Linked DNA regions of Homo sapiens: region 1 is linked to region 2. Evidence: chromatin loops called from intact Hi-C (ENCODE). Cell type or tissue: endothelial cell of umbilical vein. All regions are shown on one strand. Links, peaks and the distances in the headings refer to the core of each region. The heading gives the core; the rest is flanking DNA.

What was found. Peaks named below come from ENCODE experiments on the same cell type or tissue, not always from the same donor. Only the 100,000 strongest peaks of a DNase experiment are listed, where the experiment ranks them.
Region 1: it touches region 2 in a loop (2.4-fold over the local background); 2 of 110 quality-filtered maps call a loop at or near these places.

What each region holds. Positions count from the first base shown.
Region 1 is chr6:42,793,695-42,809,372 of GRCh38, reverse strand. All of the region lies in intron 1 of BICRAL (BICRA like chromatin remodeling complex associated protein), which reads right to left. Among named protein-coding and RNA genes, the nearest start is that of BICRAL, 19 kb to the right of the region's middle. In endothelial cell of umbilical vein, for the core only: no CTCF peak of the experiment used is centred there; a DNase peak (open chromatin) is centred at 8,532; H3K27ac peaks cover 1,100 bases.
Region 2 is chr6:42,723,073-42,738,750 of GRCh38, reverse strand. It overlaps the pseudogene ATP6V0CP3. Among named protein-coding and RNA genes, the nearest start is that of PRPH2, 8.3 kb to the right of the region's middle. RefSeq lists enhancers at 11,220-11,269, 11,770-11,909, 12,150-12,219. In endothelial cell of umbilical vein, for the core only: a CTCF peak has its summit at 11,959 (motif pointing right); a DNase peak (open chromatin) is centred at 11,990; H3K4me3 peaks cover 952 bases; H3K27ac peaks cover 631 bases.

The sequences.
Region 1 (15,678 bases), core at 4,102-12,101, 74 kb before region 2:
CATGAAATGAAGAATTTGAAGGTCTTTAAACTGCTTTAATTCCTACTTGAGGTAGGAATGAGGTGGGGCAGAAATAAGCCTAACAGCAGCCATAAAAAAGAATGAGTTCATATCCTTTGCAGGGACATGGATGAAGCTGGAAACCATCATTCTCGGCAAACTAACACAGGAACAGAAAACCAAATACTGCATGTTCTCACTTATAAGTGGTAGTTGAACAATGAGAACAGGGAGGGGAACATCACACACCGGGGCCTGTTGGGGGGGGTGCCGGGGGCTAGGGGAGGCCAGAACTTAAAGTATTAAAAAAACAACAAAAAAAGAAATAAGCCTAACATACTAAGCAATCCAGCTGGCAAAAAAATGTGCTATAACATGGGGGAAAGAGTGACCAACCATGAAGGGGGCTGGGGAGAATTTCTGGCAAGGCTTTACAGAGGCTGGAGACACAGGGCAAGGACACTGAATTTGGAAGTCACAGGGCTTGTTTTGGATACTGACATTGACTAATCATGTGACGACAAAGAAGCTCCAACCTCTGGGTCCTGTTTCCCATTTCTTAATGAACTTAACAGACCACATCGGTGAGTGTTTAACTTTGGGACCCAGTATTCTTTAAGGTATCCAGGAGCTGTCTTGGAGGCCTAAAACAGCTGGTGGTGGAGGCACTCTTCACACTCCCATCTCTCCCCCACACACACCCTTCAGCTGAGTAGCTCAATTCTTACTCAACTGCAAGAAAAAAGTTTGAAAATCATTTCACTTAACCAGCTCCCAAACTCCCAGAAGTCCATGACTTGTCATCTATTATAAAGGAATGATCATCAACAATGGTGAATCTGGCAATGGAAACAGAAATCCGTGAAAATCAAGACATCCATGATTATTTTAGCAAGCAAGAGAATAGGTATACATATAGGGCCCACATTTCATTAAGATAAACAGCTGGGCACAGTGGCTCTTGCCTGTAATCCCAGCACTTTGGGAGGCTGAGGCAGGCGATCACCTGAGGTCGGGAGTTCGAGACCAGCCTGACCAACATGGAGAAACCCCATCTCTACTAAAAATACAAAGTTAGCCAGGCACAGTGGTGCATGCCCATAGTCCCAGCTACTCGGGAGGCTGAGGCAGGAGAATCGCTTAAACCTGGAAGGTGAAGGTTGCAGTGAGCCAAGATCGCACCATTGCACTCCAGCCTGGGCAACAAGAGCAAAACTCCGTATTAAAAAAAAAAAAAAAAGATATTATAGTACTACCCTCAAAAACAGGAATCTCATCATATTTGTCTTCATATCCCCAGCAAATAGCACATAAGTGGGTATAATAAATATTGAAAAAATACCCAGGTTTTAAATATAAGGCAGCTGTGTTTTGTATGGAGACTGTGCTCCCAAAGACCTTGCCTAATTAAAAGCTCATATAATTCCATAATCCTAGGTTAATCCTACAAATTTACAATTTCCCAGAGTCCATCAGCATTGAAATTCTGTAATTCCTGATGAATTATAAATATATCATTCTGTTAAATTTTTTCAGTTGTACAGGCGTGCACTATTTTTTTTTTTTTTCAGACGGAGTCTCGCTCTGTTGCCAGGCTAGAGTGCAGTGGTGTGATCTCGGCTCACTGCAACCTCCGCCTCCCAGGTTCAAGCGATTCTCCTGCCTCAGCCTACCGAGTAGCTGGGACTACAAGCACGCGCCACCACGCCCAGCTAATATTTGTATTTTTAGAGATGGGGGTTTCACCATGTTGGCCAGGATGGTCTCAATCACTTGACCTCAGGGATCACATTTTTTAAAAAAAGAATCTGTATCTTTTAGAAATCCATACTGAAATAGGTATGAATGAAAAAAAAATGACATCTGAGATTTGCTTCAAAATAATATGAAGGCCGGGTGTGGTAGCTCATGCCTGTAATCCCAACACTTTGGGAGGCTGAGACGGACGGATCACAAGGTCAGGAGATCGAGACCATCCTGGCTAACATGGTGAAACCCCATCTCTACTAAAAATACAAAAAATTATCTGGGCATGGTGGCGGGCGCCTGTAGTCGCAGCTACTCGGGAGGCTGAGGCAGGAGAATGGCATGAACCCGGAAGGCGGAGCTTGCAGTGAGCCTAGATCAAGCTACTGCACCCCAGCCTCGGTGACAGTGAGACTCTGTCTCAAAATAAATAACTAAATACATAAATAAATAATAATAATAATATGAACTGGAGTTGGTTATTAAAAACATGAATGGCTGGGCATGGTGGCTCACGCCTGTAAGCCCAGCACTTTGGGAGGCCGAGGCGGGTGGATCACTTGAGGTCAGGAGTTCAAGACCAGCCTGGCCAACATGGCAAAACCGTGTCTCTACTAAAAATACAAAAATTAGCCAGGACTGTTGACGGGTACCTGTAATCCCAGCTACTTGGGAGGCTGAGGCAGGAGAATTGCTTGAACCTAGGAGGCAGAGGTTGCAGTGAGCCAAGATCGTGCCATTGCACTCCAGCCTGGATGACAAGAGCAAAACTCTGTCTCAAAAAACAAACAAACAAACAAACATGAAATACCAGCTGAGCACAGTGGCTCATGCTTGTAATCCTAGCACTTTGGGAGGTCAAGGTGAGCAGATCGCTTGAGTTCAGGAGTTTGAGACCAGCCTGGGCAACATGGCAAAACCCTGTCTCTACTAAAAAAATATAAAAATTAGCTGGGCATGGTGGCACATGCCTGTAGTCCCAGCTACATGGGAGGCTAAGGCGGGAGGATCAATGGAGCCTGGGAGGTGGAGGTTGCAGTGAACCAAGATGGCGCCATTGCACTCCAGCCTGGCCAGAAGAGTAAGACCCCGTCTCAAAAAAAAAAAAAAAAATTAGCTGGGTGTGGTGGCACATGCCTGTGGTCCCAGCTACTGGGGAGGCTGAGGTGAGAGGATTGCTTGAGCCGGAAGGTCAAGGCTGCAGTGAGCTATCGCTGCACCACTGCCCTCGACAACAGAGTAAGACTCTGTTTCAAGAAAACAAAAACCATGGAGTCCTGTCCTCCCCTGCCCCAACCCTGGAGATTCTGATTCATCTGGAATCTGGGTTACTAGTTGCCCCTGGGAAAATTTCAGGCAAATTGGGGAACCTGTTCCAGGTCTGAGTGGAGTCAGGTGGGACCTGCAAACAAGGGCCTCTGGTTGACTCAGAAACACAAACTGAGGCTCCAACTCTCCAAACTTAAGGGGAGAATCCCGTTATCTTGGCAACCTGACTGAAGGAAAGATGCTGTGGGCAAAATCTTATTTGGGAATGCATCACCCTAAGCCACCTTCAGTATCAATCTTTTTTTACTCTTTCCCACCAAATAATTGCTCTACTTCTTCCTTCGTTTTTTTTTTTTGAGATGGAGTCTCACTCTGTCACCCAGACTGGAGTGCAGTGGCATGATCTCGACTCACTGCACACTCTGCCTCCTGGGTTCACGCCATTCTCCTGCCTCAGCCTCCCAAGTAGCTGGGACTACAGGTGCCCGCCAGCACACCTGGCTAATTTTTTCCTATTTTTAGTAGAGACGGGGTTTCATCGTGTTAGCCAGGACGGTCTCAATCTCCTGACCTTGTGATCCACCCGTCTCGGCCTTCCAAAGTGCTGGGATTACAGGTGTGAGCCACCGCACCTGGCCCGTTCCTTGTCCTCTTTAGCACACTGACTCATATTTACATTAGAAAGTCAGCTCCATCAGGGCAGAGGTTTGTGTCTGTTCACCAATGAACCTTAGCACCCAGAATAGCCCCTGGCACATAATAGGAACTCAGGAAATATTTTAAAAATGAACTTAGCACCCTTTCTAATGTGTTGGTCACAGGATGGCAAACCTGCAACAGAAGCAGGCACACAGGGAGAGTGTGTTTATTCACTTTTCCTTGAAAACCTCAGTTTTCCAAGAAAGCATATTTTTCTTACTTTGGAGACCAGGTTATTCCTATAGGATAACAATCTAAAGTGGAAAACAAAGACTTTTATTTAAGCTGACAACATACAATAGGGCTAAAGTTATTTTCCACTATTTCCCCTGCCCTCTATTCTAGCCCACTGCCACTCTCCTAGCCTCCAAACACAATGATGCACTTTCCCAGCATCTGTCTTTGTCCAGGTGACAAATTTCCTTACTTGAAATGCTCTTCTTCCTCTCCCATGTCTACTGAAAATACAACCATTATTCAAAAATTAATTTGGATCTGATCTCTGTGAATCCTTCTCTGACAACCTCAGCCTGTCTTCAGAATTCTCTGCCCAGAATTCTGAAAGCAGCAACTACATCTTTGGACACTGATCAGACACTGCTCTGTGCGATTATCTTCATTATGCTTATCTTATGTTCCCAATTAAAGCAGGGTGCAGGCTGGACATAGTGGCTCCCGCCTGTAATCCCAGCACTCTGGGAGGCCAAGGCAGGAGGATCGCTTGAAGACAGGAGTTCAAGACCAGACTAGGCTACATAGCGAGGCCCAATTTTTTTAAAAAAGCAGAGCCCAAATATAAATGAATACACACACCATAAAGTGCTATGAGAGTGCTGATGAGACAGCACTTAATTCTGCCATCCCGAAGGCAGGCAACTTTTAGATTGTATGGTTTTTTGGCATCAGAGAACTGAATATACTGGCTCATTACAATAGGCACTAGCTAGCCTCATTTGTGTCTCTACCCACCCCACTTGTCCCTGTAAGAAGCCCTTAGTTCTTTGCCACCTTGACCACTTGATGTCCCCAAAACTTATCAGTTTTTCAATTATTTGACTTTGCATGTTCCTTTTACTTAGAAGACATTCCCACCCACCTCCAAGCGGTCAACTGACAATGCCTACTTATCCTAAAGGTCTTGAGTAAAATGACACTGCCTTTCTTTAGTTTTATTTAAATCCCGAAGCAAAATTCATTATTCACTTATTCATATCCCTAGAGGACATCTGACATCTTACCAGCACCATGTATGACAATACAGCCATGCATCCCCATAACAACCTTTCATACACAGTGGACCACATATATGATTATGGTCCCTTAAGAGTATAATACTGGCCGGGCACAGTGGCTCACGCCTGTAATCCCAGAACTTTTGGGAGGCTGAGGTGGGCGGTTCACCTGAGGTCAGGAGTTTGAGACCAGCCTGACCAACATGGAGAAACCTTGTCTCTACTAAAAATACAAAATTAGCTGGGCATGGCGGCACATGCCTGTAATCCCAGCTACTCAGGAGGCTGAGGCAGGAGAATCGCTTGAACCCGGGAGGCAGAGTTTGCAGTGAGCAGAGATCATGCCATTGCACTCCAGCCTGGGCAACAAGAGCGAAACTCCGTCTCAAAAAAACAAACAAACAAACAAACACAACAACAATAACAAAAAACTATATTGTTAGTGTTTCTTTTCTGTGTGTGAATAGGTTTAGACACACAAATGCTTACCATTGTGTTATGGTTGCCTACAGTATTCAGTATAGTAACATGCTGCACAGCCTTGTGCCTGGGAACAATAGGCTATACCATATAGCTTGGGTCTGCAGTAGGCTAGATCATCTAGGTTTGTGTAAGTGTACTCTGATATTCACAAGATAATGAAATTGTCTAGCGACGCATTTCTCAGAACGTATCCTCCTTCTTAAGCAACATATGAGTATACTTGGTTTTTCTGACTTCCCCACTGGCTTACAAGTTCCATGAAAACTGGATGAGTTTCCTTTCATTTCTGTGTTAGCAGAGTTTAGTGCAATGCCTGATACATACATGCCTAATAACTGTTTACCCAATGCAATTACTTTCCTAAGATTCTGGTTTCCAAAGGACATTTTTAGGGTTAATGTCAGTTACTAATTTACTTTCCAAGAATATGCACCAAGGCTACATGTGAGCACTTTTTGACGATGGTACAGCACAGGATTTGGGATGCAGGCCTGGTCCTCCATGGTCCAGGATCCACTGACTAATGCTGGACCCTTATTATCCAGCCAGGCATCTATCAAGCCAGTGTAAAAAAAGTGAGGAATCAACTGATTCCCCACATCTGCTCCAAATCAGACAATTCACTTCTCTCAGGCGTAAGGAAATACAAGTTTTAAAGATCCACAGAATAAAAGATTGTGTGTCCTTCCAAGATAATCCACTTAATATTTAACAAACCTCCTTATAAAGGGATTTATGTGCTGAACATAAATATAAAATAATTAGTTGAAGTCTCCAAACATTTAGCACAGTAATTTATTATATTAATAATAGTTGTGGTTCATTAAAAGACTCGGAAGTAAATGTCTAAGTTGAAGAATTTCTGGCACAGCCAGGTATGGGTTTAAGGTCTAGTGAGTATACCAACACTAGACCTTAAAGAAAAGACAACTCTACAATATATTAAAAACCAGATGCCCTGACAAAAATGTTTTTATACTTCTTTACTGTGTTTTCTAAGAGAGTGTGAGGGCATTTTGATAACTATGGAAAACCATACACAGGAAATGATTGAGAAATGAGGAGCCGGGTGTGGTGGCTCACACCTGTAATCTCAGCACTTTGGGAGGCTGAGGACGGAGGACTGTTTATGTGCATGAGTTCAAGACCAGTCTGGGCAACATAGTGAGACCTCATCTCTATTAAAAACAAAAAAAAGGCCAGGCACGGTGGCTCCTGCCTGTAATCCCAGCACTCTGGAAGGCTGAGGTGGGCAGATCACCTGAGGTCAGAAGTTCAAGACCAGCCTGGCCATGGTGAAACCCTGTCTCTACTAAAAATACAAAAAATTAGCTGGGCATGCTGGTGTGTGCCTGTAATCCCAGCTACTCAGGAGGCTGAGGCAGGAGAATCGCTTGAACCCAGGAGGCGGAGGTTGCAGTGAGCCGAGATCGTGCCACTGCACTCCAGCCTGGGCAACAAGGGCGAAACTCCATCTCAAAACAACAACAACAACAACAACAACAACAACAACAAAAAAAAACACGAAAAGCTGAAAGAGCCAAAAGTAAGTCTTACTTATATATTCTCAATAAAGACAAACTATCTGAATATTAAATAGAAACTGCTCTGATACTTATCTGATTTCTAGTTTTATTCAGGAAAATATTTATGCATATGCATGTATTTTTTTTCTTTTTCTTTTTCTTTTTTTCCTGAGATAAGGTCTTGCTCTGTTGCCCAGGCTGGAGTACGATGGCATGAACATGGCTCAAAGTGATTCTCCTACCTCAGCCTCCCAAGTAGCTGAAAACAAAGGTGCATGCCACTGTACTAATTTTTAAAAAATTCATACAGAAGGGATTGCTCACCATGTTGCCCAGGCTGGTCTCAAACTCCTGGCCTCAAGGAATCCTCCTGCCTTGGCCTCCCAAAGTGCTGAGATTATAGGTATGAGTCACCATGCCCAGCATTATGATATATTTTATTAAACAAAATGGAGATTTATCTAAGTCATTTATGTTTTTCCTAATGCAAAGGGAATTTATTTTAGGGAACATTTTATTTTTATTTATTTTTTTTGAGATGGAGTCTCACTCTGTCACCCAGGCTGGAGTACAGTGGCGTGATCTCGGCTCACTGCAATCTTGGCCTCCTGGGTTCAAGCAGATTCTCCTGCCTCAGCCTCCTGAGTAGCTGGGATTATAGGTGTGCGCCACCACAGCTGGATAATTTTTGTATGTTTAGTAGAGACAGGGTTTTACCATGTTGGCCAGGCTGGTATCGAACTCCTGACCTCAAGTAATCCGCCTGCCTCTGCTTCCCAAAGTGCTGGGATTAAGGTATGAGCCACCACATCTGACCTATTTTAGAGAACATTTTAAATGAAATAAAAGCAATACTACTACCAATATGATTTTTTCCACTTTTACAGACTATGGACATTTTTGTACAATGCCAGTCATAAATAGTAAAAAAGATGGGACACTGCCGTTTGCATTCCTAGCCCACAGTCAAAACATTCACTAAAATACAGTATGGTAAAAATTGAGCTATTAAAGTCAAAACTGCTTAATAGTAGGACACCATTTCTTAGTGTCGTTTAAATATATTCTGGTCCCTATGTATGTAACTGCTTTAAAAAATTCAAAATGTCAGTAATTATAAACAAAATGTAGATTTCTCTCTCTCGCTCTCTTTTTTTTTTTTTTTTTTAAACAGAGTCTCGCTCTGCCAGCCAGGCTGGAGTGCAGTGGCTTGATCTCGGCTCACCACAGACTCTGCCTCCAGGTTCTAGCAATTCCCCTGTTTTAGCCTCCTGAGTAGCTGGGATTACAGGCACCTGCCACAACGCCTGGCTAATTTTGTATTTTTAGTAGAGACAGGGTTTCACCATGTTGGCCAGGCTGGTCTCAAACTCCTGACCTCAGGTGATCTGCCCACCTGGGCCTCCCAAAGTGCTGGGATTACAGGCATGAGTCACTGTGCCTGGCCGTATATTTCTTTTATTAAGCATCAGTATTAGCAATCTGATTAAAAGTTATTATGAAAACTCTTGACTCTTTGCTCTCTGTCAATGAGTAACATTCAAAATATTTTGGTTTTATAGCATGTTCCAAGAAAAATAAACCCTATGAAAATAACAATGTTAACAAACAAAATTCCATTTTACAAAGTCAATGTTACCAAGGAAGATACACTGAGGATTCCCTTTTATAAAGACAGACTCAAATAGAAAATGTGTGGACATAGCCGGATGTGCTGGTGGGTGCCTGTAGTCCCAGCTACTCAGGAGGCTGAGGCACAAGAATCTCTTGAACCCAGGAGGCGGAGGTTGCAGTGAGCTGAGATCACAGCACTGCACTCTAGCCTGGGCGATGAAGCGGGACCCTGTCTCAAAAAAAAAAGAAAAGAAAAAAGAAAAAAAAATGTGTGGACAAAATCAGTTTCTTAGCAAGGAGAAAACAAGAGTGCTTTTGTTTAAGCTTAAAAATGATTTAAGGCCGGGCGTGGTGGCTGAGCCCTGTAATCCCAGCACTTTGGGGGGCCGAAGTGGACGGATCACTTGAGGTCAGGAGTTGGAGACCAGCCTGGCCAACATGGCAAAACCCCATCTCTACTAAAAATTAAAAAAATCACTTTGGGAGGCCGAGGCAGATGGATCACAAGGTAAGGAGTTGGAGACCAGCCTGGCCAACATAGTGAAACCCTATCTCTACTAAAAATACAAAAATTAGCTGGGCATGGTGGCAGGCACCGGTAATCCCAGCTACTCGGAAGGATGAGGCAGGAGAATCACTTGAAGCTGGAAGACAGAGGTTGCAGTCAGCTGAGATTGTGCCATTGCATTCCAGCCTGGGTGACAGAGTGAGACTGCATTTTAAAAAAACAAAACAAAACAAAACAAAAACCCAAAAATTACCCGAATGTGGTAGTGCATGCCTGTAATTCCAGCTACTCGGGAAGCTGAGGCAGGAGAATTGCTCGAACCTGGGGGCGGAGGTTGCAGTCGGCCAAGATTGGGCCACTGCACTCCAGCTTGGGAGACAGAGCAAGATTCTGTCTCAAATAAATAAATAAATAAATAAATAAATATTTAAGAAAGAATATGGACAAATATATTTGTAGCATATTACTCCAAGCAAGGTTTCACAATGAGTTTCTACAAAGAGTTTAAAGATATTGATTTAATGTCATCTTTCTAAACTCTCTTTAAGAGACATAAACTTCTATCTACTGAAATCTTTAATAAATCCTAAGAAATGCCATGTGAACTGGAATTTGTATTGTAATTATTTGTATCAAGAGATCATGAGATACATAGTTTCAGTTGGAGAAGATGAACACTTCTGGAAAAGAATGGTGGTGATGGGCTGGGTGCAGTGGCTCACGCCTGTAATCCCAGCACTTTGGGAGGCTGAGGCTCATGGATCACAAGGTCAAGAGATCAAGACCATCCTGGCTAACACGGTGAAACCCCATCTCTACTAAAAATACAAAAAACTAGCCGGGCGTGGTGGCACGTGCCTGTAGTCCCAGCCAGGAGACTGAGGCAGGAGACTCCCTTGAACCCAGGAGGCTGAGGCTACAGTGAGCTGAGATCGCGCCACTGCACTCCAACCTGGGTGACAGAGCAAGACTCCATCTCAGAAAAAAAAAAAAAAAAAAGATTTAGTGGTGAATCTAATAACTACCCTCATTTGGAAGACAGTAATATTTCAAGATATCTGCTAGTATAATGTGATATAAAAATATTTCAGCCAGGTATGGTGGCTCCTGCCTGTAATCCCAGCACTTTGAGAGGCCAAGGCAGGAGGTTCATTTGAGCTCAGGAGTTCAAGTCCAGCCTGGGCAATATAGTGAGACCTTGTGTCTAATACATATTTCTACTGGGTAAAAAATTTCCAGGCACTGTTAATATAGTCAGCCCTCCATATTCATGGGTTCTGCACCCCCAGATTTAAATGACCACAGATTGAAAATATTTAGGAAAAGTAAAACAAAAAATGACAATATAACAATAAAAAATAATACAAATTTTAAAACAATATAGTCTAACAACTATTACATAGCATTTACATTGTATTAGATATTGTAAATATTCTAGAAATGACTGGCTACTCTGGGCATGCTGCCTATGGGGTAGCCACGCTCCGCAAGGAGCAGTAATAAAAAATAAAAATTAAAACAAATCTAGAGATGATTTAAAGTATATGGGAGGATCTGTGTAGGTTATATGCAAACACTACACAATTTTTTTTCTGATTTTATGTATTTATTTAGAGACAGTACCCAGGCTGGAATGTAGTGACTTGATCTCAACTCACTACAACCTCCCCCTCCTGGGTTTAAGCAATTCTCCTATCTCAGCCTCCCGAGTAGCTGGGACTACTGGTGCCTGCCACCACGCCTGGCTAATTTTGTACTTTTAGTAGAGACGGGGTTTCACCACGTTGGCCAGGCTGGTCTCAAACTCCTTGCCTCAAGTGATCTGCCTGCCTTGGGCTACCAAAGTACTGGGATTACAGGTATGAGCCACCATGCCCGGCCCACCTTTTTTTTTCTAATTAAAAAAATTTTTTTTCTTTTTCTAGTTTATGTGACTCTTTTTTAGATTTATTTTAATTTTAGATTCAGAGAGTACATGTGCATATTTGTTACATGGGTATATTGCATACTGGTGGGGATTGGGCTTTCAGTGTACCCATTACCCAAATAGTGAACACTGTACCCAATAGGTAATTTTCAACCCTCACTTCCCTCCCTCCCTACCCCCTTTTAAAGTCTCTAGTGTCTATTATTTCCATCTTTATGTCCATGCGTACCATTGTTTAGCTCCTACTTATTAGTGAGAACATGTGGTATTTGATTTTCTGTTTCTGAGTTAGTTCACTTAGGATAATGACCTCTGCCTCCATCCATGTTTCTGCGAAGGGCATGATATCATTCTTTTCCATATCTGGGTCCACCATTTTATTTATTTATTTTTGAGACATTGTCTCACTTTGTCACCAAGGCTGGAGTGCAGTGATGCAATAGTGGCTCACTGAAACCTCTGCCTCCCAGGCTCAAGTGATTCTCCTGCCTCAGCCTCTGGAGCAGCTGGGATTACAGGCATGTGCCACCATGCCCGGCTAATTTTTGCAATTTTTGTAGAGATGGGGTTTCACCATGTTGGCCAGGCTGGTCTCTCAAACTCCTGACCTCAGGTGATCCACCTGCTTTGGCGTCCCAAAGTACTGGGATTACAGGTATGAGTCACTGCACCAGGCCTATAACAATTTAATAATTTAAAAAAACAGTGATAGCTGAGACCCAAATGGGTTGGCATTATGTTAATGCTTTATATGCATGATCTCACTTAATCCTTTCAAACTCCCTCTGAAACGTAAGTCCTCTATCCAGAGGAAGAAACTGAGGCACACTCCCTCAGGGAAGTTACTCACTCAAGGCATTACCTACAGCAAGATGCTAGAACTCAGATCGGTCTGATTCCAAAGCTGTTATTGACTATAACTTTTTTTTTTCCTTTTTAAGTCAAATCACTCCTTGCTTGAAAACCTTTAGGATTTTAACGTATAAAAGAAAATTCAAATACTTTGGCCTTACATTTACTGCATTTCACAAACTGATCGCAAGGTCCCTTCCCAGCCTTCCACTTCTCACTTCATCCAAAGAAGTCTCCTTACTGTCCGCCTCTCTTATAAAATCCCAACCTAAATTGGTTCTTTTCCACCTAAGTTCCTCTTATAAGTTATACATAAGTTCTGCTTATGTATCTTTTCCTTATGTATCTTATACATAAGTTCTGCTTATGTATCTTTTCCTGGTCAACAAAATCTTCCTTTTCCTTTAGGCTCCAGTTCAAATTCCATTTCCTACATGTAACCCTTAACAGCTTTTTTTTTTTTTTTTTTTTTGAGACAGAGTTTCGCTCTTGTTGCCCAGGCTGGAGTGCAATGGCACGATTTCAGCTCACGCAACCTCTGCCTCCCGGGTTCAAGTGATTCTCCTGCCTCAGTCTTCCAAGTAGCTGGGATTACAGGCATGCGCCACCATACCTGGCTAATTTTGTGCTTTTAGTAGGGATGGGGTTCTCCATGTTGGTCAGGCTGGTCTCGAACTCCTGACCTCAGGTGATCCACCCGCCTTGGCCTCCCAAAGTGCTGGGATTACAGGTGTGAGCACTGCACCCGGCCGACAGCTCATTATCCTATACCCACATCGCATATGTCAGGAAATCCCACTGGCTATACCTTCAAAAAAACATCCAGAATCCAACATGTACCACCTCCACTACCATCTCTCTGGTCCAAGCCATCATCATCTCCCACTGGCTGTCTCTGCTTTTGCTCTTTTATAGTCTAGAATCTATTCTCAACCCAAATTCCAGAAGTGACCCTTTTAAAACAGAAATCAAAACTCTCCAATGAACCTTCATTTCCTCCCATGTAAAAACCAAAATTCTTTTATGTGCTCGACTGTGAACACCCGTAATGTTCTACACAACTGCTCTGCTCCCCAGCCTCTCTGATCCCTTTTGATTCTAGCCCTTGCTACCTTGCCACGCCCAGAACTCAAAATGCATGCTCATATCTTAGGCCCTTTGCACTGGCTGCTGTCTGCCTGGAATGCCCTTCCTCCAGATATCCTCAGGCTTAAGGCTTATTCAAGACTCTGCTCAAAGACAATCATGACCTACCAGACAATCTTCCCACACCCCAGCACTCCCCGTCTTCCTATCTTTCTATATGTTTACCCCATAACATACTACAAAGTCTACTTAGGTTTATTGTCTGTCTTTCCCAAGAGAACAGGGCTTTGGTCTTTTGCTCACTGCAGCATCCTGGGAGCCTAGAATGGCACCTGGCACACATTATGTGCTCAATAATATTTGCTGAATGGATAAATGAATAGATGCTCTCACACCACCTCAGTCAAAGGTTCTCTCTCCTTTGCTCTTGCTTGTACTAATCATTTGGCACTTACCATACACTGTTGTGTAGTTTTATGTGTGTACATATGATCCAACTGCCTAGATTATGTGTTCCTGTGCCCTCCAAATGCTTTACACCAATTTAGCATTTAATAAATATTTGATGATGAAATATCACTGCAGTGCCTTTTTATTTCAGAGTAGATAGTTATGGTAATAATTTTCAAAACAAGACATTCCGCTTAGAAAAGAAACATTCTAGAAAGCAATATGATGTAAGAAAAATATTAGAACATTTAATTTTAAAAGTTAATCTTAAAAGAATGGAACATATTTTAAAGGTGCATATACATTATACAAAATCCACATCATGCTCTGAAAATATTTATTCTGTGACTTTCACAGCCTCTTATGTCCTAAAGATATGCTTGAGAGTCAAGCTCAAGGTAATTTTTGATAGTAAGGTAATTTGAAACATAGAACATCTATTAAATAATAATTATATCTTGGGAATTTAGGTAATATATGACAGAAATAAAACAATGTGAAATAGGTTTTATGTCACATTTTATTTATAGATATTTATTTATTTATTTGAGACAGAGTCTTGCTCTCTGTTGCCCAGGCTGGAGTGCAGTGGCACGATCTCGGCACACTGCAACCTCCACCTCCCAGGTTCAAGCAATTCTTGTGCCTCAGCCTCCTGAGTAGCTGGGATTGCAGGCGTGCACCATTATGCCCAGCTAATTTTTATATTTTTAGTAGAGACGGGGTCTCGCCATGTTGGCCAGGCTGGTCTTGAACTCCTAACCCAGGTGATCCACCAGTCTTGGCCTCCCAAAGTGCTGGGATTACAGGTGTGAGCCACCGCACCCGACTTTTTGTCACGTTTTTAAATCTAATAGCAGAAAGTTTTGGAAAACAAGTTAGACAACTTTCTAACAATAGATGTAGATCTTTTCAGTTACCTTGACTGTCGTTCATGCGTAATTCTCTTTGTGAGTATTGGTGGAGAGATCAGTAAATAGACTCTTGCATGACTTATGGTAAGTTTCTTTTTTTTTTTTGAGATGGCGTTTTGCTCTTGTTGCCCAGGCTGGATTGCAATGGCGTGATCTTGGCTCACTGTAACCTCCGCCTCCCGGGTTCAAGCAATCCTCCTGTCTCAGCCTCCCGAATAGCTGCGATTACAGGTGCCCGCCACCACGCCCGGCTATTTTTTTTTTTTTTTTTTGTATTTTTAGTAGAGAGGGGGTTTCACCATGTTGGCCAGGCTGGTCTCGAACTCCTGGCCTCAAGTGATCCGCCCGCCTCAGCCTCGCAAACTGCTAGGAGTACAGGCGTGAGCCACTGTGCCCAGCCACTTACAGTAAGTTCTTAATTGATATGTCTAGCTTAGCCTTAAAACTTGACAATTCAAATGAAAAAAGAACAGAGAATAATATATTAGTACTTATAAAATATATAAAATAGAGCCAGGCATGGTGGAGTACACCTGTAGTCTCAACTACTTGGCAGGGGAAGCAGGAGGATTACTTGACTCCAGGAGTTCAAGGTCATGGGTACATAGCCAAACACACACACACACACACACACACACACACACACACACACACAGAGTAAGTGAATTTTGTCCGGCATTAAGTATTTTATGTAACAGAATATGTTCTGCATTTCTAAGTTAAAGCACTTGAGCCTTTTTTTTAAACAACATGGTTACCCAAATGTCATTTTTCTTTGTATTATTCTCTTTTGAAATTAACTGTCAGATTGCTTTATCTCTATCACACATGCTGTAAAAAAATAAATTCTAGGTACATCATGTGACATATAAAGTCAGATTTATAGTAGCTAGGAGCGGTGGCTCATGCCTGTAATCCGTGCTATCTGGGAGGCTGAGGCAGGAAGATGACTGTAGCTCAGGAGTTCAAGACCAGCTTGGGCAACACAGCGAGCCCCTGTCTCAAATTTTTTCTTTTAATCTGATTTATAAACAAGTAACATAGTTTTACATTTTAAAAATAAAAATAAAAATAAAAATAAAAATAAAAATAAAAATGTCATCTTGTCCAGGAGTTCGAGACAAGCCTGGACAACATGGGGAAACCCTGTCTCTACAAAAATACAAAAATTATCCAGGCATGATGGTGTGCACCTGTAGTCCCAGCTACTAGTGAAGCTTCAGTGAGCTGAGATGGGGCCACTGTACTCCAGCCCGGGCAACAGAGCAAGACCCTGTCTCAAAAAAAAAAAAAAAAAAAAAAAAGTCATCTTGAGGCCTACGCATAGAAGTAGCGCCAAAAACATCCCAGTTGTAAACCTTCATGTTGTGTG
Region 2 (15,678 bases), core at 7,475-15,474:
TGGTCTTAAACTCCTGGGCTCAAGTGATCCTTCCACTCCAGCCTCCAAAGGTGCTGGAGTTACAGAAGTTAGTTAGCCACTGTGCTCAACTCTGATTCATTTTTTCTAAGTAATTATTTTTTTTTTGAGACGGAGTTTCACTCTTATTACCCAGGCTGGAGTGGAATGGCACAATCTCAGCTTCCTGCAACCTTTGCCTCCCGGGTTCAAGCGATTCTCCTGCCTCAGCCTCCCAAGTAGCTGGGATTACAGGCAGGTGCCACCACCCCCAGTTAATTTTGTATTTTTAGTATGGATGGGGTTTCACTATGTTGGTCAGGCTGGTCTCAAACTCCTGACCTCAGGTGATCCACCCACCTCGACCTCCCAAAGTGCTGGGATTACAGGCGTGAGCCACCGCGCCCAGTCTTTAACTAATTTTTTGTACCCATTAACCATCCCCACTTGCCCCAGCCCCCACTACCCTTCCCAGCCTATGGTAATCATCCTTCTACTCTCTATTTCCATGGATTCAACTGTTTTAATTTTTAACTCCCACAAATAAATGAGAACGTTTGAAGTTTGTCTTTCTGTTCCTGGCTCATTTCACTTAACATAAAGACCTCCAGTTCCATCCATTTGTTGCAAATGACAGGATCCTGTTCTTTTTATGGCTGAATAGTAAGTACTCCATTGTATATATGTACCACATTTTCTTTATCCATTCATCTGTCGATGGACACTTACGTTGCTTCCAAATCTTGGCTATTGTGAACAGTGCTGCAACAAACATGAAAATGCAGATATCTCTTTGATGTACTGATTTCCTTTCTTTTGGGTCTCTACCTAGGAGTGGGATTGCTGGATCATATGGTAGCTCTAGTTTTAGTTTTTTGAGGAACCTCCTAACTGTTTTCCATAGTGGTTGTACTAATTTACATTCCCACCAACAGTGTACGAGGGTTCTCTTTTCTCCGCATCCTCACCAGCGTTTGCTATTGCCAGTCTTTTGGATAAAAGCCATTTTGACTGGGGGAAGATGATATCCCATTGTAGTTTTGATTTGCCTTTCTCTGATGATCCATGATGTTAAGCACCTTTTCATATGCCTGTTTGCCATTTGTATGTCTTCTTTTGAGAAATGTCTATTTAGACTTTTTGCCCATTTTTAAACTAGATTATTATATTTTTTCCTATAGAGTTGTTTGAGTTCCTTATATATTCCGGTTATTAATCCCTTGTCAGATGGGTAGTTTGCAAATATTTTTTCCCATTCTGTGGGTTGTCTCTTCACTTTGTTGATTGTTTCCTTTACTGTGCAGAAGGTTGTTCACTTGACATGATCCCATTTGTCCTTTTTATTTTTTAATTTTTTTTTTTTTTTGGAGACAGAGTCTTGCTCTGTCACCCAGGCTGGAGTGCAGTGGTGCTATCTTGGTTCACTGCAGCCTCCGCCTCTTGGGCTCAAGTGATTCTTGTGCCTCACCCTCCTGAGTAGCTGGGACTAAAGGCATGTGCCACGATGCCTAGCTAATTTTTTTTTTTTGAGACAGAGTCTCGCTTGGTTGTCCAGGCTGGAGTGCAGTGGTGCAATCTCGGCTCTCTGCAACCTCTGCCTCCCTGGTTCAAGTGATTCTCCTGCCTCAGCCTCCCGAGTAGCTGGGATTACAGGCACTCACCACCGTGCCCAGCTAATTTTTGTATTTTTAGTAAAGACAGGGTTTTGCCATGTTGGCCAGGCTGGTCTTGAACTCCTGACGTCAGCCGATCTCCTCGCCTCGGCCTCCCAAAGTGCTGGGATTACAGGCAAGAGCGACGGCACCCAGCTACCATTTGTTCATTTTTGCTGTGGTTGCCTGTGCTTGTGGGGTAGTACTCAAGATATCTTTGCTGAAGTGGGAGGATTGCTTGAGCCTAAGAGTTCAAGGGCTGCAGTGAGCCCTGATCATGCCACTGCACTCCAGCTTGGGCAACAGAGTGAGACCCTGTCTTAAAAAATAGATAAATAAATGAAAATGAAAATAAATTTAAAAAGCGCTGCTTTTGTGATTTCTTGATCGGAAAGTTTCTCCTAATAGCACTTTCTTTTTTTTTTTTTGAGATAGGATCTTGCTCTGTTGCCTAGGCTGGTGTGCAGTGGCAGGATCAGGGCTCACTGCAGCCTCAACTTCCTAGGCTCAAGCCATCCTCCCACCTCAGCCTCTGGAGTAGCTGGGACTACAGGTGTGAGCCACCTCACCTGGCTAATTTTTCGTATTTTTTGTTGTAACAGGGTTTTGCCATGTTGCCCAGGTTGGTCTAAAACTCCTGGGCTCAAGGGATCCCCCCACCTCGGCCTCCCAAACTGCTGGGATTACAGGCATGAGCCACTGTGCCTGGTGCACTTTCTAGGTTTTAATAAATAGTAGTGTAATAGAGGGTGCCGCTTGACCATCCACATGGCTTGAACTTTTCGCTGTGCCCAGCACAATAGTATTAAGTGTCTGACAGTTCTGATTCCTCTTGTGGTAAGCCTTGCTGCTGGGGACTTATCCTGGGAACAGCCCTCAGATGAATGACTCTCCAGAGTTAGTGAATAAATAGCTCAGCTCCCTCACCCAAGACAGGATAATTCTGAGATGTGTTTCCCCCAGGGATTTCCTTCTCCAGGGTGGAAGCTGGTGTAATAGCACAGTCTTGTGGGCCGCCTTTCCTTCCTGTACCACTTTGCCACCCCTCCATGGGTGTTATCTGAATCTCTCCAATTAACTACTTTCACTCCCAGTTTAGGGCAGTGTTTTTAGTGTCTCTCAACCTTTTTTTTTTCATTATCACCCCCCTAAAGAGCCTATTTTAGACATTTATTTGTTTATTTATTTATTTTTGAGACAGGGTCTCACTCTGTCGCTCAGGCCGCAGTGCAGTGGCGCGATCACGCCTCACTGCAACCTCTGCCTCCCAGGTTCAAGGGATCTTCCTACCTTAGCCTCCCAAGTAGCTGGGACTATAGGCATGTGCTACCATCCCCGGCTAATTTTTTTTGTATTTTTGATAAAGATGAGATTTCACCATATTGTCCAGGCTGGTCTGGAACTCCTGGCCTGAAGTGATCCGCCTGCTCTGGCCCCCCAAAGTGCTGGGATTATAGGCGTGAGTCATGGTGCCTGGCCAGATCTTTTTGTTTTGAAAAGATAGGGGCCACACAGATTTCACATTGGGACTTCTTTTTCCTAGTTATGCCCCTGGGAAGAGGAATAGAAAATGAAGAAAGTTATGGAACATTGAAAGTAGATGGTGGCAGAGGCCGGGCATGATGACTCACACCTGTAATCCCAGCACTTTGGGAGGCTGAGGTGGGCAGATCACCTGAGGTCAGGAGTTCGAGACCAGCCTGGCAAACATGGTGAAACCTCATCTCTACTAAAACTACAAAAAATTAGTCAGGCATGGTGGTGCACACCTGTAGTCCCAGATGCTAGGGAGGCTGAGGTACAGGAATTGCTTGAACCCAGGAGGCAAAGGCTGCAGTGAGCCAAGATTGTATCGCTTCACTCCAGCCTGGGCAACAGAGCGAGACTTGGTCTCAAAAAATAAAAATAAATAAAGTCAATAAGGGCCAGGTGTGGTGGCTCATGCCTGTAATCCCAGCACTTTGGGAGGCCGAGGTGGGTGGATCACCTGAAGTCAGGAGTTTGAGATCAGCCTGGCCAATGCGGTGAAATCCCGTCTCTACTAAAAATACAAAAATTAGCCAGGTGTGGTGGCAGGTGCCTGTTGTCTGTGAGTCCCAGTTACTTGGGAGGCTGAAGCAGGAGAATCACTTGAACCTGGGAGGCGGAGGTTGCAGCGAGCCAAGATCACACCACTACACTCTAGCCTGGGTGACAAGAGCAAAACTCCATCTCAAAAAAAAAAAGTAGATGTCAGTAAAGAGTACTGGCTTCCTTAAAGAGCTATCTCACTGAAAACAACTATAAATGCTAGATAAAATATATCAAAATACTTGTAAAAAGACATCATGGAGCTGCAAAGAGAGTAAAGAATATGTGGATGTGGGCGGAGAATTACTCAAGTGCCAAGGCAAGAGGCTGAAGGCACAAATTGTTTCAGTATAATAAAAAAAGTTAAAATAAAAATGGTTATGATACAAATTAGATATAGAGATGATCATGGACATTATCAATCATTAGTACAAAGATTATTAATCGTTAGCTTTTAATATTACTCTTTGTTGTATTACTAATATAACCAAAAAATAACCAGCAGGTATAGAGTCAGGTGCTGAAGGGACATTGTAAGAAGTAACCAAGAAAGCAAGAGGTGAGCCCTCTGTTACGCCCACATAAGGGCCGCTTGAGGGCTCCTTGGTCAAGCGGTAATGCTAGTGCCTGGGAAGGCACCCGTTACTTAGTAGACCGTGAAAGGGAGTCTCCTTTCCTTGGAGGAGTCAGGAAACACTCTGCTCCACCAGCTTCTTGTGGGAGGTTGGATATTATCCAGGCCTGCCCACAGTCATCCAGAGGCTTAAACCCCTCCCTGTGGTGCTGTGCTTCAGTGGTCACGCTCCTTGTCCACTTTCATGCTCCTCCCATACTCCTGGTTCCTCTTTAAAGTTCTTAGAAGGTAGCGGTAGAAAAAATAGTGAAAGTCTTAAGTGCATAGAAGAAAACACTGACGTATGCTGCCTTCCCTCTCTGCTTCAGCTACCTATAAGGGAAGGGTCCCCTGTCCTATAACCACGTGACTTACTTGACCTTATCAATCACTTGGACGACTCACCCTCCTTACCCTGCCCCCTTGTCTTGTATACAATAAATATCAGTGCACCCAGCCATTCAAGGCCACTACGTCTCCACGTCTTGGTGGTAGTGGTCCCCCAGGCCCAGCTGCTTTCTCTTTATCTCTTTGTCTTGTGTCTTTCTTACGATCTCTCGTCTCTGCACATGGGGAAAATACCCGCTAAGCCCCGTAGGGCTAGACCCTACATGTGGAGATCAAAAAAAAAAAAATTTTTTTTTTTGAGACGGAGTCTTGCTCTGTTACCCAGGCTGGAGTGTAGTGGCACAATCTCAGCTTGCTGCAACCTCCACCTCCCGGGTTCAAGCGATTCTCCTATCTCAGCCTCTGGAGTAACTGGGACTACAGGCATGCGCCATCATGCTCGGCTAATTTTGTATTTTTAGTAGAAACGGGGTTTCACCATGTTGGTCAGGCTGGTCTCGAACTCCTGACCTCAGGTGATCCACCTGCCTTGACTTCCCAAAGGGCTGGGATTACAGGTGTGAGCCACCACACCCGGTGGAGATCAAAATTAATCCAGAGATGTGAGCTAATTCTTTTTTTTTTTTTTTTTTTTGAGGCAGAGTTTTGCTCTTGTTGCCCAGGCTGGAGTGCAATGCCACGATCTTGGCTCACCGCAACCTCTGCCTCCCAGGTTCAAGCGATTCTTCTGCCTCAGCCTCCTGAGTAGCTGGGATTACAGGCACGCGCCACTGTGCCTGGCTAATTTTGTAGTTTTAGTAGAGACGGGGTTTCTCCATGTTGGTCAGGCTGGTCTCAAGCTCCTGACCTCAGGTGATCCATCCGCCTCAGCCTCCCAAAGCACTGGGATTACAGGCGTGAGCCACTGCGCCCGGCCAATGTGAACTAATTCTAAAACTGACTTTGTTGTGGGGCTGGGAGGTCTCTTGAACTCTTGTAACCTTGAGTTTCATTTTAACGGCACTGGAGAGAGGAGACAAGAAGGCAGACAGAAGCCAAAATCTGAGGCTTCCAAAGGGTGGAGTCTACTGAGCCCATCTTCAGTGTAAAAGTATGCTGTGGTCTGAATGTCTGTGTTCCTCGCTGTGGTGTTACGATATTTGTTGGTTTTCATCCGCGTTCCTGGCTCATAACTCCCACAGCCCTTGTTCTGGTCTTTCGTTATAATGTTGGGTGTGTTGGGCCTCAGGGGCAAGCCTCCGACCTTCTCCTGCCCACCTTCCACTCGAATGTCTCCCTACCTTTCTGATTGTGGGTCTTAAGACCTTCCAAAGAGAGGGTCCTGCACTGTACCGTGGGGGAAGGAATACTGTTGTCATGAAGCTTCCAAAAAAACCCCAAAAAGGCCCAGCAGCCCTGGAGTCAAAGCTGGTTCCCGGCCCAGTCCCATCCTGAAGCAGCCTGCCTCCCCTTTCCTTTCAACATGACAGATGCTGCCGTGTCCTTTGCCAAGGACTTCCTGGCAGGTGGAGTGACCACAGCCATCTCCAAGATGGCGGTAGTGCCCATCAAGCTTTTAAAATTTATTTTTGTTATTTTATTTTATTTATTTATTTATTTTTGCTCACTGTAACCTCTGCCTCCCAGGTTCAAGCCATTCTCCTGCCTCAGCCTCCCAAGTAGCTGGCATTACAGATGTGCACCACCATGCCAGCTAATTTTTGTATTTTTAGTAGAGACAGGGTTTCACCATGTTGGCCAGGCTGGTCTCAAACTCCTGATCTCAGGTGATCCACCTCCCTGGACCTCCCAATGTGCTGGGATTACAGGCGTGAGTCACTGCTTACCACCTGACTTCTTAATGATGACAATGAGAGCTGGAAAACAATGGAATAATAGTCTCAGCTGGGCGTGGTGGCTCATACTGTAATTTCAGCACCTTGGCAGGCTGAGGTATCGGATCACTTTAGGTCAGGAGTTCCAGACCAGCCTGGCGAACACTGTGAAACCCTGTCTCTACTAAAAATACAAAAATTAGGCCAGGCACGGTGGCTCACACCTGTAATCCCAGCACTTTGGGAGGCCGAGGCGGGTGGATCATGAGGTCAGGAGATCGAGGCTATCCTGGCTAACACGGTGAAACCTTGTTTCTACTAAAAATACAAAAAATCAGCCAGTCGTGGTGGCGGGTGCCTGTAGTCCCAGCTACTTGGGAGGCTGAGGCAGGAGAATGGCGTGAACCCAGGAGGTGGAGCTTGCAGTGAGCCAAGATCAGGCCACTGCATTCCAGCCTTGGTGACAGAGTGAGACTCTGTCTCAAAACAAAACAAAACAAAAATTAGCCGGGCATGGTGGCACACATCTGTAATACCAGCTACTCGGGAGGCTGAGGCAGGATAATCGCTTGAATCCTGGAGGTGGAGGTTGCAGTGAGCCAAGATCGTGCCACTGTACTCCAGCCTGGGGAACAAGAGGGAAACTCTGTCTCAAAAAAAAAAAAAAGAAAAAAAGAAACATTTGAAGAACACAGTGATATATTTTAAAAAGAGCATTGGCCTGGCGCAATGGCTTATGCCTGTAATCTTAGTGCTTTGGGAGGCCGAGGTGGGCAGATCACCTGAGGTCAGGAGTTCGAGACCAGCCTGCCGAAGATGATGAAACCGCATGTCTAATAAAAATACAAAAATTAGTTGGGCACCTGTAATCCCAGCTACTCGGGAGACTGGGCAGGATAATTGCTTGAACCTAGGTAGTAGAGGTTGTAGTGAGCCAAGCATGCTACTGAATTCTAGCCTGGGTGACAGAGTGAGACTGTCTACAAAAAAAAAAAAAAAAAAAAAGATCATTGCACCCAATTATTACATAAGACACACTTTTATCCCCCGCAAACACATGTGGAATATTGACCACAGGACAACTGGCCACAAACTAGGTCACAGAGCAAATCTCAAAGATTTTTTTTCTAGATTTGATATTGTACATGTTATGTTCTCTTACTACAATGTAACTTTTTTAGATTTATATTTTTTATTTCTGTATTTTTGTTTTGTTTTTATAGAAACAGGGTCTCACTGTGTTGCTCAGGCTGGTCTCGAACTTCTTAGGGTTATACCCTAGAGAAACTTCTGCATAATGAAAGATACACACAAATGTGTTTTTTGTTGTTGTTGTTTTGAGATGAGGTCTTACTCTGTCATCCAGGCTTGAGTGCAGTGGCTCAATCACTGCTCACAGCAGCCTCAATCTCCCAGGCTCAAACGATCCTCATGCCTCAGTCATGAGTAGCTGGGACCACAGGTGCACACCACCACGCGAGGCTAATTTTTGTATTTTTTGTAGAGGCAAAGTTTCACCATGTTGCCTAGGCTGGTCTTGAACTCCTGGGCTCAAGTGATCCTGCCTTGGCCTCCTAAATTGCTGCGATTACAGTTGTGAGCCACTGCATCCAGCCACAAATGTTGAAAGAGCTCTATGCATGAAAGTTTAACTCTAGAAATCACCCATATATCTCCTGGCAGAAGAATGTATACTATGTATATTCTATACATGACAATGAACTATAGCTACATGTAACATGTGTGTCTCTTAAAACATGTTGACTGAAAAAGAAGCAGATCCCTGGAGACCATCTACACAGTAACATACAATTGTTGTAAATCTCAAAAACATCAAAAATTTGTTTGTAGGAAAGCACTTAATGATTTTTATATGAAAAAGAAAAAGCTGGCTGGGCACAGTGGCTCACGCCTGTAATCCCAGCACTTTGGGAGGCTGAGGTGGGCGGATCACTTGAGGTCAGGAGTTCAAGACCATCCTGGCCAACATGGTGAAACCCTGTCTCTACTAAAAAATTAGCTGGGTATGGTGGCAGACACCTGTAATCCCAGCTACTCAGGAGGCTGAGGCAGGAGAATCGCTTGAACCTGGGAGGTGGAGGTTTCAGTGAGCCGAGATCGCGCCATTGCACTCCAGCCTGGGCAACAAGAGCCAAACTCGGTCTCAAAAAAAAAAAAAAAAAAAAAAGGAAAAGAAAAAAAAAGAAAACGCTAAGGTGTTCAGATTACTGGTGACCTCTTGAGTGGGAGGGAGAGTGCATTAGTCAGCTCTGGCTGCTATGACAGAATTCCATAGACTGGGCAGCTCGAGCAACAGGCATTTACTTTCTCACAGTTCTGGAGACTAAAGTCCAAGATGAAGGTGCCAGCAGGGTTGGTTTCTGGTAAGGCCTCTCTCCCTGGCTTGCAGATGGGTCTTCTCACTGTGTCCTCACATGGCCTTTCCTCAGTACTGGCTTGGGGAGAGCTCTAGTCTCTTCCTTTCCTTTTATTTTTATTTTTATTTTGAGACAGGGTCTTGCTCTGTCACTCAGGCTGGAGTGCAGTGGCAAAGTCTCAGCTAACTGCAACCTCCATCTCCCAGGCTCAAGCAATCCTCCCATATCAGCTTCCCAAGTAGCTGGGACTACAGGCATTCGCCACCATGCCTGTCTAATTTTGTATTTTTTGTAGAGAGAGGGTTTTGCCATGTTGCCCAGGAAGGTCTCAAACTCCTGAGCTCAAGTAATCCCCCCGACCTCGGCCTCCCAAAGTGCTGGGATTACAGGTGTGAGCCACTGCACCTGGCCCCTTTTCTCTTTTTCTTTTCTCTTCTTTCTTTTCTTTTCTTTCTTTCTTTTATTTTTCTTTCTTTCTTTCCTTTTTCTTTCTTTCTTTCTCTCTCGCTCTCTCTTTCTTTCTCCTTCCTTCCCTCCCTCTTTCCCTTTCTTTCTTTCTCTCTTTCTCTTTCTTTTCTTTCTGTTTTTTTTTTTTTTGAGATGGAGTCTTGCTTTGTCGCCCCAGGCTGGAGTTCTGTGGTGCAATCTCAGCTCACTGCAACTTCCACCTCCCAGGTTCAAGCAATTCTCCTGTCTCAGGCTCCTGAGTAGCCGAGACTACAGGTGTGCACCACCATGCCCAGCTAGTTTTTTTGTATCTTTGGTAGAGACAGGGTTTCACCATGTTGGCCAGGCTGGTCTCGAACTCCTGACCTCAGGTGATCTATCCGCCTTGGTCTCCCAAAGTGCTAGGATTACAGGCGTGAGCCATCGTGCCCAGCCCCTCTCTTTCCTTCCTTCCTTCCTTCCTTCCTTCCTTCCTTCCTTCCTTCCTTCCTTCCTTCCTTCCTTCTTTCCCTCCCTCCCTCCCTCTCTCTCTTGCTTTCTTGCTTTTCTTTCTTTCTTTTTTTGTTTTGAGACAGTGTCTTGCTCTGTCACCCCAGGCTAGAGTGCAGTGGCGTAATCTCGGCTGATTGCAACCTCCGCCTCCCGGGTTCAAGCAATTCTCCCATCTCAGCCTCCTGAGTAGCTGGGACTACGGGCATGCGCCACCATGCCCAGCTAATTTTTTTGTATTTTTAGTATAGACAGGGTTTCACCATATTGGTCAGGCTGGCCTCGAACTCCTGACCTCAGGTGATCTGCCCGCCTCCGCCTCCCAAAGTGCTGGGATTACAGGTGTGAGCCATCCCGCCCAGCCTCTCTCTCTCTCTCTCTTTCCCTCCCTCCCTCCCTCCCTTCCTTCTCTCTCTCTCTCTTTCTTTCTTTCCAGGTTGGGGTGCAGTGGCATGATCTTGGCTCACTGCAACCTCCACCGCCTGGATTCAAGCAATTCTTGTGCTTCAGCCTCCCGAGTAGCTGGGATTACAGGCGCCTGCCACCACACTGGCTGATTTTTGTAATTTTTGTAGAGACGAGGTTTCACCATGTTGGCCAGGCTGATCTCGAACTCCTGACCTCATGCGATCCTCCCACCTTGGCCTCCCAAAGTGCTGGGATTACAGGAGTGGGCCACCACACCTGGCCAAGAAAAACGGTATAATTTCGTTATTATAATAGCATTAATGGTCATTTCTTTTTTTTCCCCCCAAATCCGAGAACTTTATTGGACAGAGCTCCGTGCAGGGCCAAGGGCCCGGTGGCGAGGGCAGCTCCATCCAGGAGGTCTCAGCAACAGGAGCCCACAAGGCCACACTCTAGCTAAGGTTATAGACAGCTGGGAGACCAGGGCCTCTCCGCAGACGCGGGAACAGGCCAGATCTTTATAAATAAACATCCAGTGAAGAGAAATGACAACTCTAAGTCATCCGAATACACAGAGCACTCTAGGGGGTGGGGCACCGGGGGCCTGGAGGGGCGATGAGTGGACCCAGATGTCCATGGCACGGGGCGGCGTGGGGGGTGGGGTGGGGGCAAGGCCAGGGCAACAGACAACCGGCACTAGGACGCTGCGCTGCGCATGTACAAGATCAACTACTGGGGGCCGCGGTCCCGTGCGTGTGTGTCAGGCTCTTCGTTCTGGAATGAGGAGGGGTGGTTTTTACATCATATTCGGTGGCTGGTGGGCTCGGAGAGGGGCTACTCTGTGGAGAGGATGAGGGCAACGACGAGACCGTACAGGCCGAGCACCTCGGGGAAGATGAGGATCAGGATCATGCCCATGAATAGTCGGGGCTGCTGGGCCGTGGCTCGCACACCGGCGTCCCCCAAGATGTCTATGGCAAAGCCGGCTGCCAGGCCGCTCAGGCCCACGCTCAGGCCGGCGCTAGCTGGAGGCAGCTCCTGTAGAGGCTGATGTCGTCATTCGGGGAGCTGGCGATGAGGACTGTCACCACCAGGCCATAGATGGCGATGATGCCAGCCGTGACCACCGGGATGATGGACTTCATGATCAGCTCCGGCCGCATGACAGACATGGCCGCGATGCCGGCACCGGTCTTGACCGTGCCATAGGCAGCGCGCGGGGCGCTGAAGACCATGGCGGCCGAGGCTGCCATGACGGCGAAAAACGAAGCATACTCGGGGCCGTTCTTGGACTCGGACATTGTCTGCGGGTGGGGAGGGGGCAAGCTCTGCGGCCGAGGCGGAGGCGAAGACCGGGGCGAGGCCGGGCCGGGCGCGAAGGCGAGCACGCAGGCGGCGGCGAAGACGATCAGCATTAATGGTATTTCTAAAGAAGAAAAGTGAACCATCCTTGGTTCCGCTAACCTCTTCTATTATCTCTATAATAGATGTCTCGCATCTAGACTCACATCCAACATGGTCCGGAAGCAGGAAGGAGCCCTCCCTTCTCTGACAGATTAATTACTGCTTCCTTTGCAGTCCACTTTTCTCTGCTTGTTCATCGCCATATCTTGCCTTGATTCGTACTTGAAAGGTTTGGCCAGAGACATTTCTGATGTGTCTGTTCTTTTTCTCTTACTTTTCTGGGTAATTTAACGTGCTGGGGATGCGAGCACGTTAAATTTCCATCCATTGAAGCCATTCTATTTAGGGCCACCAGGGGGCATCCACAGACTTGCTATGGGCTCAGCACCGCCCTCCTCGTCGTATTTACAACCTCAAGGTCATTTGAGGAGAAAGAGGTGCCTGACTAATCGGGTTACCCTTGTAGAGCTATTTTTAAATTTTTGTTTCTGGTTTCTACATTAAATCTTTCTTCCTCTTCTTCCCTCTGATTTTCTCTTGTCTGCACGTGTGCTTCTAAGAGGCTCTCTGTGATAGCGTCACAGTCATCTACATCCTATTTCCTGCAGGACAATTGTCTTCCAATTTTTATTTTACTTTTTGTAGGAGGTATGAGTCCTCTGGTTGTCTGAACATCCTCTTTTGGAAAAAGCAAAACAAAAGGAAACAACTTCAAAAGTGGCAGCAATTCTTTTCAATGTCCTTGATGATAAAGAGTTGAAATCCTTTCATAATCCAAAGCTATTATAAGCCAACACTGGCTGTTAGAAGAGTGATCACTTTGGGTAATATTGTTTTTGACCCAAAATGCTGTGTGACTATAGTATAACAAGAATGTTTCCCCATATGGCTCAGGACCTGGCTTTTGAAATCACTCCCATTTGGAGTCCAGACTTGAGCTGAGCAATGGAATAAGTGCTTTGTTTTCCAAGGTGATTGTTGGATGGGAAAACTCATGTCTTGTTGCTTAGTTCTTACACCTCCTCTGCCTGTGGAGACTATTCCTCTGATTTACATAATGATTTGGAGACCTTGAAGAGGAGTGTGTGGGTAGTGAGTCTAGTGTAGGGGAATCAATGCACATAAGGGAAGAAAGGAGATTCTGGATTAGAGTTTTGACCCACTTGCCACCAAGAGCTCACAGGCTTCATATTCTAATCATGAAACCCTTTTTGGTATTAGGTGGACAGGAATTTGATGACAAGATTGGTTTGTTCTTTTTTTTTTTTTTTGAGATGGAGTCTTGCTCTGTCGCCCAGGCTGGAGTACAGTGGTGTGATCTCAGCTCACTGCAACCTCTGCTTCCTGGGTTCAAGTGGTTCTTATGCCTCAGCCAGCCTCTGGGAGTATAGCTGGGGTTACAGGTGCCTGCCACCATGCCCAGCTATTTTTTTTTTTTTTGTATTTTTAGTAGAGATGGGGCTTCACCATGTTGGCCAGGCTTGTCTTGAACTCCTGACTTCAAGTGGTCCACTTGCCTTGGCCTCCCAAAGTGCTGGAATTACAGGCATGAACCACCACACATGGCCTTGGTTTGTTCTTAAAAGCCCTTGTACTTATGCACAGGCTGTTCTGAGAAGTAAGATTATTGGATCTTTGGGAATTTTAATGCATTTTAAATTTTAGGGTGGGTGAGGTGGCTCACACCTGTAATCTCAGCAATTTGGGAGGTTGAGGCAGAAGGATTGCTTGAGCCCAAGGAGTTTGAGACTAACCTAGGCAACACAGCAAGACTCCGTCGCTAAAATTTTTTTTTGAAAATTGTAATAGGTATAGCTAAATTGCCCTTCCAAAGGGCTGTAAAACTTTACACTCTAAAGAAAACAAACAACATTATTAAAAAGTGAGCATGCTGGGCATTGTGGCAGGTACCTGTAATCCCAGCTTCTCAGGAGGCTGAGGTGGGAGGATTGCTTGAGAATAGTAGTTGGAGACCAGCCTGGACAACATAGATAGATCCTGACTCAAAAAGAAATAAAAGCAGGCAAAAGTGCTGAACAGACACTTCACCAAAGAAGATATGCAGATGGCAAATAAGCACATGACACATGAAAAGATCAAATGTCATTAGGGCACTGCAAATTCAAACAAGATGCAGCTACACACCTATTACAGTGGTTAAAATCTGAAACACTGACAATATCAAATGTTGGCAAGGACATGAAGTAAAAATTGCTGGTAGGAATGCAAAATTGTACAGTCACTTTGCAAGACAGATTGGCAGTTTCTTACAAAGTTAAACATAGTCTTACTATGTAATCTAGCCATTGTGCTCCTAGATATTTACCCAGATGAATGGAAAATTTTTCAGCAAAAACCTGCACGTGGATGTTTATAGCAGTTTTATTCATAATTGTCAAAAACTGGAATCAACCAGGATATTCTCTGATAGGTGAAGGAATAAACCGTGGTACATCCATGTGATGAAACGTTATTCAGTGATAAGAAGAAATGAGCTATTAAGCCGTGAAAAGATACAGAGAATCATTAATCACATATATTGCTAAGGGAAAGAAGCCAGTCTGAAAAGGCTACATGTTGTATGATTCCAACTGTAAGATATTCTAGATAAGGCAAAACTATAGATCTAGACGGTGGTTGCCCAGGGCTGAGGAGTGAGGGAAGGAGGAATGAATAGGCAGAACATGGCAGGTTATTAGAGTAGTGGAAGTATTCTGTATGATACAATAATGATGAATACATGACATTATGCATTTGGCAAAAGTGACAGAATTATATGCACAAAGACTGAACCTTAATGTAAACTATAGACTTTAGTTAATAATAGTGCATCAATATTGGTTCATTAATTGTAACAAATGTACCACATTAATGCAAGATATTAATTAGAGGAGAAACTGGTTGGGGAGATGGAGAATAATGGGAACTCCCTGTATTTTCTGTTCAATTTTTTTGTAAACCTAAAACTACTGTAAGAAATAATCCATTAATTAATAATAATAATAAATGTACAGATTCACCAAGAGTGTACACTTCTACTTCCACTCTCTTTGTTGATGTATGGTGACAGAATTTTGACATACATTCAATTTGATGGATCGAGTTTGGTCTTTTTCTTTTTTTGAGACGTCATTTCACTCTTGTCACCCAGGCTGGAGTGCAATGGCGCAATCTTGGCTCACTGCAACCTCCACTTCCCGGGTTCAATTGATGCTCCTTCCTCAGCCTCACAAGTAACTGGGATTACAGGTGCCTGTCACCATACCCAGACAATTTTTGTATTTTTAGTAGAGACAGGGTTTCACCATGTTGGCCAGGCTGGTCTTGAATGCCTGACCTCAAGTGATCCACCCACCTTGGCCTTCCAAACTGCTGGGATTACAGGTGTGAACCACTGTGCCCGGCCAAGTTTGGTATTTTATTGTTGTTTGGATTTGCATTTTCCTGCTTATTACCCAAGTTGAGATCTTTTCCAGATTATTGGACTTTTCAAGTTTCCTAATTATGAATTGTCTGTTCCTGGTTTTTGCCTATTTTTCCAGTTGATTATTGGTCTTTTGATTGTGAATTTTTGTTTATTGTGAATTTGTGAGACTTAAAACATTTTTGCATATTAATTCTTTTTTTTTTTTTTCCAGACAGAGTCTCACTGTCACCCAGGCTGGAGTGCAATGTGGGGATCTCAGTTCAGTGCAACCTCCACCTCCTGGGCTCAAGCGATCCACCTGCCTTGGCCTCCCAAAGTACTGGGATTACAGGCATAAGCCACCATGCCTGGCCACTGTATATTACTTTTTAATTTTACAAGTTGCAAATGTTTTCTCACGATCTGTCACTTTCTTTCTTTCCTTCCTTCTTCTCTTCTTTTCTTTGTCTTTTTAAAATTTGAGACAGGGCCTCACTCTGTCACCCAGGCTGGAGTGCAGTGGCACGATCATGGCTCAGTGCAGCCTTGAACTCCCCAGGCTCAGGTGATCTTGCCACCTCAGCCTCCAGAGTAGCTGGGAGAACTACAGGTGCATGCCACCATACCCAGCTAATTTTTTTTTTTTTTTTTT